Linked DNA regions of Homo sapiens: region 2 is linked to region 1. Evidence: chromatin contacts called from ENCODE Hi-C or POLR2A ChIA-PET data. All regions are on one chromosome and are shown on one strand. Each heading gives the region's core, a stretch centred on a gene start or an enhancer-like site at or near the end of the contact. The rest is flanking DNA. Distances are from core to core; before and after follow the strand shown. Region 1 overlaps CD34 (CD34 molecule). Region 2 overlaps PLXNA2 (plexin A2).

Region 1 (3,228 bases), core at 334-2,833:
AGTGATGCCCAAGACAGCCAGCAGGGCTCCCGAGGTGACCAGTGCAATCAGGGTCTTTTGGGAATAGCTCTGGTGGCTTGCAACATCTTGCTCAGTGAAATCTAGGATCCCCAGCTTGAAAAGAAGACAAAGAAGATACAGCCTGTCACTTGCCAAAAGTGGAGCCCAGCCCGCTCCAGCCCTCTGTGTGTGACTCAACAGTGAACAGATGCTTGAGGGCATTGACCTCAGGAATTTTTGAAATGGGATTTGAGACTGACGTCTCTTAATTCAGTCATACCCCACCATTTTTGGTTCAAGACTAGAAAGGAGAAGACTCAGAGAAGGATGGTAGGTAGAACTGGGGAAGATAATGACTTCCCCCCTTACTCCAGGGAGCCCCCCTGCCCCGGCATTCCCTCTCAGGCCCATCATCTCAGAGGACTTACCTTTTTCAGGTCAGATTGGTGCTTTTTCATAAGTTGGAGTTTGCTGGAAATTTCTAGAATTAGAAACAAGGGTTGCTAAATCTAAAGAGAAACCAGCTTATCCTGCTCCACCCTCCCATGCTGTTCTAGAAGATGCTCTGATGGCCAGGGTGGTCCATCTCGGGGGGACCGCTCCCAAAGCCAGCCAAGTCCTTCTCCCCAGCACCTGTGGTCTCTCTGGATCTAAGATGCCCCATCTCCACCCAGGATTCTCTAACCTCAGCCCTACTCCTTCCCTGTTCCCCCAGGCAGAGGTGCACCTTACCTGTTCTGTTGGCCAAGACCAGCAGTAGACACTGAGGCCTCACCTCAGACTGGGCAAGGAGCAGGGAGCATACCTGGGCCCCAGCATCAGCATCAGCCTGCTCCTCCCCACACAGCACTCGGGCCAGGCCCTCTCCCCTGTCCTTCTTAAACTCCGCCTGGGAAGACAGAGAAACATGGAGAGCAAGAGATGAAATTACTGCTCTGCCCTAAACTGCACCCAGAGTCTCTGATTACAGTCATACTCTTACCCCGTCCGCAAGAAGGATCCTTGTTTCTAAAATTCCAACAGAAAAAAAAAAAACTGCTAACTGTATATGTGCAACAACACAATAAGAAAAAAACCTAAATAATCTCCCAGGACCAAAATCCATATCTTCTAGTATCTAAGATGTTAGAGAACAAACTTAAAAAAATTGTCTCGTTGAAGCATTGCCCATGTACACATATGCAAATTAAACTCAAAAGAAATGGCCAAAAACAGAAAATATTAATAATGCAATAATAACTAAGAGAAAATATTCTGTTTCAAGATTACAGCAGTCCCCAATGATGGAAGAAAAGCCAAGGGAGGTGAGGAGGAGAGAACAAATCTATAATATACACTCAGTGGAAACCTCAGTGGCCTCCTCCCTCTTTCTACCCAAAGGAGTCTCAAAAAGTGCATTGCTCAAACTGAAATGGCATTTTTGTCTCGTCTTCCATCTCTGTTTTCCATTAAAAGCATGGAACCCAGTTTTAATGAAGTTCATAGATTTTTCTTCAGGTTGCTGACTGGGCCATCAGACCCAGGAATTTGGACTCAGAAGAAAAACTCTGATAATTCTTCAATAGTGAGTCAGAATTTATTCCAGCAGCCTCCAATCAGAGTGTCCTCCTCCCCTGAACAGGAAAGGAATTGAAACTAAGACTTTCTCTTCAGTCCGGATGGCAGATGGCAGAGAAGGAAATGCCTGAACAGCCCTGACAACTTTCCTGTTAGGGGAAAACTGCTGGGGTGTGTGACCATCATCAGAACTGGGTCTCTGTGGAGGAGAAAGCTTCCTGTTTGCGGGCAGGGCCGCTGCTTGCAACAAGGCCACAGGGTCCTCCCAGTTGGAATGGAGCCTGGGTATTTTCCCACTGCTGTGACCCAAGGCAGGAAAACCCAGGCTCCTTTGCTCCTACACAAAGCAAGGTCAAGATTGGCCTCAGGACCCAGCTGGAATTTGAAGCAGCTGAGGGAAAACAACTGGGCTTGGATAAGGCCAGGAGAGTGTGGTTAGCCAAACTCCAGGTCACAGAGACACGAGCCCAAACTGGAGCCTCAAAAAACCCCCAGGAAACAAGGCTACAGAGAAATGAGTTCTCAGGCCACTGCTGCTTCATTCCTCAGGAAAAGGAGCAATTCTGCAGGTCTCCCAGTAAGTCCTTGGATAGACGTTCTAACTCTGGAAAAATCCGTTTTTCTGAACAGCATTTGAACTAAGTAGTCTGAATGCCACACTGAACCAATCAACAGTCTCCACCTCTCTAAACCCAGTTGTCTCAGGGGAGCCTTACATGGCTTCCCCTTGAGCACCCCCGCTCCCCAGCACCGAGAGTCTGGATGAGGAGGAGGGGGTTTCTTGCCTGGATGACTCTGGGCTTCTGAAGTATCTCCAGTTGAAATAGGTCTGCTTCCCAAGAGAGGCAGAGGGACAGGGCTCCTGCAGGTTGTAAACTAGCCAAACCAAATGGCACCTTCCTCCACCTGCTGAGTGCAAGAAGCCACACCTTGACAATGTATCAAGCCCTGAATATAGGACACTGCGTGAAAGCCTCTGTGCAAGTGTCATGTGTATGTGTGTTGTATTCATGTGTCATGTGTAGGGGGGTGGGGATTGGGAGGTATCTATGAATTCCACCTTGTCAAAGCTTTCAGTTTGCATGTACGGCAATTAAAATGATGGATGCCAACCAGGCGCGGTGACTCATGCCTGTCATCCTAGCACTTTGGGAGGCTGAGGTGGGAGGATTACTTCAGCCCAGGAATTCGAGACCAGCCTGGGCAACACAGGGAAACCCTATCTCTATAAAAAATTTAGAAATTCAACCGGGTGTGGTGGCATGCACTTATAGTACCAGCTACTTGGGGGGCTGAGGTGGGAGGGTCTCTCCACCCTGAGAGGTTGAGTCCACTGTACTCCACCCTGGGTGACAGAGACCCTGGCTCAAAAATAAAGAAATAAAAAATAAAGTAACAGATGCCTATGATATCCAGGCACAGTTCTGAGTGCTTTCCATATATTAACTCATTTAGGCCTCACACGACCTACGAGATTGGTAGAGTTATTCTACTAATTTTGTAGATGAAGAAATGGAGGCGTGAAGAGACTCCAGAGGCCAGAGCTACTGCCATGGTAAGCACCATAAGAAAGGTACAACCAAAGTGCTATGGACATACTAAGGAGCGTGAGGACACGTCTGGTTAAGGTTAGCAGACACATGTCACTATAGGCCTTGAAGAATGGCTGGA
Region 2 (3,228 bases), core at 357-2,856, 290 kb after region 1:
AAGGTCACAGATGGACCTGCCATGATATGGGAGGAGGCACATGTGTTGCAGTGAGCCATGGAGGGTGGGGGCACAAGAGTTTGGCAACTCAGACAGGGGAGAAGCCACTGATGGCTTATAAACCAGACAAGGTTCATCCTGAATCCGGAGGGAGGGCAGTGAGAGCCCCATGAACTCACTTTCTTGAATGTCACTAACATTTCATTTCACCCTCACTCTGCCTTCCTGTCTCTTTTTTTCTCTTTCTCCCTTAACCTTCCTCAGCAGGGGATGGGGGAGTAGAGGGAGCCGGAAAGGAGGTCTGCAGGCCTCGTTGACTCTGCTGACCATCCACAGCCAGGAGCTGTTGCTGACAGAAAAGAAATGAAGGGGCAGAGATGGGAGGGAAACCAGATGTCCGCAGTTGCAGCACCATTCTGCGCAGCGTCCCCACTGGGGTCCCTGCTGTAGACGAGAAGCCAGAGCCAGGTGCCAGAGAGGGAGAGGGGGGGGTCTTTGGGGGTGGGGGACGGTGCTGGGCCCCACTCCTGCTTATCTACCCCTCAGTTTCTTTTACCTGGGAAACAGATCACCAAGAGAGGCCCGTCTGATGCTTTAAGCTGGGAATTTGGTTTATTCTGGGGCAGATGAAAAAGAAATTGCACTGTAGCATCTTACAAAACTGCCCCCTTTTCAACTGGGACTGAGAGTTGGAGACTTTTCCTTTAGGCTTTCATGGTACCCTAGACTTCTAAGTTATTTCTACTTCATATTCTAGAACTGTACCATCCAGTGTAATAGCCACTAGCCACAGGTAGCTATTTATCCTTATATTAATTAAAATTAAGTAAAATAAGAAATTCAGCTTTTCAGGCACACTAATATATGTCAATCTCTCAATAGCCACATGTAGCTAGTGGCTATTGTATTGAACAGCACAGATATAAAAGTTTTTTCTCATCACAGAATGTTATCTTGGACAGTGCTGTTCTAGGAAGTTTTTACTCAAGTGTAACTTTCATTCTTGATTTCCCCAGATGTTCACATGATAGCCTGCTCCTTAGGAATGAGGGCTAACTGGCCCAGAGGATAGATGTGGGGTGGGTTGAGACAGGGAGGAGGGAAGGGACGGGTAAGAATGTTTATTCTGCCAACCCGAAGGTTTTCTTTAGACTCTGAGTCTCTTTGCCAGTCCTAAGCAATTTAACTTGCCTGGGGAGGAAGGGGGACGCTGTCTGTAGCAAAAGAGGAATTCAGGTGGTAGCTACAGCCAAATAGGTTTTGCAATCATATTCTGCCTCCCTTCTCCACCCCCTGCTTAAAAAAAAAAAAACCAAGGAAAGTATACCAAGGCCAGCCCTAGATAATGTGGGTGTGGTGTCATTACCCTGACTTACTCATCACACCCCAGGGCCTCTACAGGGTTGGGTGTAGGCAGGGATGGAAGGGGCACACAGGCTGGGGATGAAGCAAGCAGTTATGCTTCAGTCAATCTTGAAAGCTGTTGACATGATGGAGATGGAATGAGAGATGTTAAAGCCAGATATTGGGCACACCCAGCAAAGCCTCCCGCCCAGCTCACCCTTGAGCCTGCGCTGCTTTACTCACATTAAGAGATCCGCTGGTGCAGAGAAATCACAAAGAGTACACACACACACACACACGCCTCATGCAGTTCCAGGGAGATTTCTGGAAAGAATCTTTAGCCCAATTTCTCAGTAAGCCTCAGCTGTTCCCCCAGGCTTAAGCGGGGGGCCAGCAGATGGTCCCAGCTAAATAGGCAAGCCTCCCAGTTCCTCTAAAAGCAGGGTCTGGGCCCTTCCAAGCCCAACAGTCCAATTAAGCTTTTTGCCCACAGGTGGAAGCAAAAATGAATTTGGGGCCATTCTTCCCTTCTTTTAGGCATGGAGCACTCAGCCCTCCCATCAGCCCCCTCCCTACTCCTGGCATTGGCCCATAAGGAATCCCTGCCTCTCACACTCTGCTCTGAACATTAGGTTCCTCAGGGATCAAAGACTCCCAGAAAGATTTCCTTCTAAGGTGTCTTCTAGGCTGCAGGGATTTGACTGAACCGTTCAAAGGAAAACTCCTGGCTTGGCCTTGTTAAGGAGGCCCTCTCAGTCCAGGAGGTGGGGCCTCTCAGGATTAAGGCCACAGATCCAGGTACCTTCGATGATGTTCTTATTTCCTTTTCCCAAGGGCCAGAAAGTGCTGCAGGGAGATCCTGGTGCCCTGCTCTTCTCTAGAGGCCTCTCCTCGCTGCAGAGCTCATTGGCATGACTGGCATAAATATATCCATATATCTCTCTATAAATATACATGTCTTTAGCTATATATATCTTTTCTTCTAAAGACTTGGCAAGAATTCCCTACAATCCTTTTCCATGACACTATAGAAAATCAGCAGAGTCATCAGTTTGATGGTTCCCACAAAGACTGCTTGGGGTTGACCTCTGCAAAGCTCCCTTGAATCTTGCTTCCAGTAACCCAACCTCTTCAGCCCTCGCCAGCCCCCAACCCCCTGGCAACACAAAACACAACTCGATTTCCTGAAGCTGAAGCTGCCCCTTTATTCCTTGTTGGTCTCTGAAAGCAAAAAAAAAAAAAAAAAAAAAAGGAAAAAAAAAAAGAAACTATCACTTTTGAGCTATTGTCTTAAGAGAGTAATAAGCTTTGTGTTCCTCCAGCTGGCTGCAAAAGGGAATTAGTTGTGCAGTGGGATCCAATGGCACTTAGAGACAGGTGTGGCAAGGAAGAGGTGCTGGTGGTTTCAGAATGGGCCACATCTCTGTGGGTGAGCAGGAGGGCAGGGCAGATAGAGGTGGTGTCTATCAAGACTTAGCAACCACTGGGGCAGCAGACTAGATGTAGCCCTCCCTGCAATGACTCCTTGCATAAACAGAAGAAACACCAGTGTACACGCACAGGTGGGGAAAGCATCCCCATGACTTTCTGAGGGAGTTATCACTAGGCACAGATTCTGAGAGCGCTATCTTCATCACCCTGCATCATCATTTGTTGGAAGGAGGCCCAGGAGGGTAGGAGGAAAAGGCTGGCTCCTCCGTCTTTTTTAAATCCATCTTTCCTTCTCCACCATTAAAGGCTTGGGTAGGTGGAGACAACCCCTGTGACTTCTCTTTGAGGTATTCAGATCCTAGCCACATGTTGACACCATATTTAATCCTGAAACAGGTTTCCTTTTCTTGATTTTTAAAGTGGGGGTTGGGAGAGGGGGTTCATAAATAGAGA

What was found. Hi-C counts contacts between places; a loop is a spot of excess contacts on that map. ChIA-PET counts read pairs that join two places held with the same protein, here RNA polymerase II (POLR2A). Pooled maps may share reads with other maps.
Region 2: a map with no recorded cell type shows a loop between it and region 1 (2.4-fold over the local background). The contact joins two enhancer-like sites. A Hi-C loop is called at or near these places in 2 of 37 single-sample maps with no recorded cell type and 1 of 50 pooled maps. POLR2A ChIA-PET finds 5 or more read pairs at or near these places in 2 of 52 experiments (A673 and BJ).

Annotation. Positions count from the first base shown.
Region 1 is chr1:207,888,733-207,891,960 of GRCh38, forward strand. CD34 (CD34 molecule) reads right to left here. Exons shown (of 8, transcript NM_001025109.2): 5 at 733-889; 6 at 429-481; 7 at 1-114. Among named protein-coding and RNA genes, the nearest start is that of CD34, 21 kb to the right of the region's middle. Within about 2 kb of position 1,584, at least 27 of the 41 ENCODE cell types and tissues checked have a DNase peak (open chromatin) inside an H3K27ac peak, as active enhancers do.
Region 2 is chr1:208,183,124-208,186,351 of GRCh38, forward strand. All of the region lies in intron 3 of PLXNA2 (plexin A2), which reads right to left. Among named protein-coding and RNA genes, the nearest start is that of PLXNA2, 60 kb to the right of the region's middle. Within about 2 kb of position 1,607, at least 13 of the 41 ENCODE cell types and tissues checked have a DNase peak (open chromatin) inside an H3K27ac peak, as active enhancers do.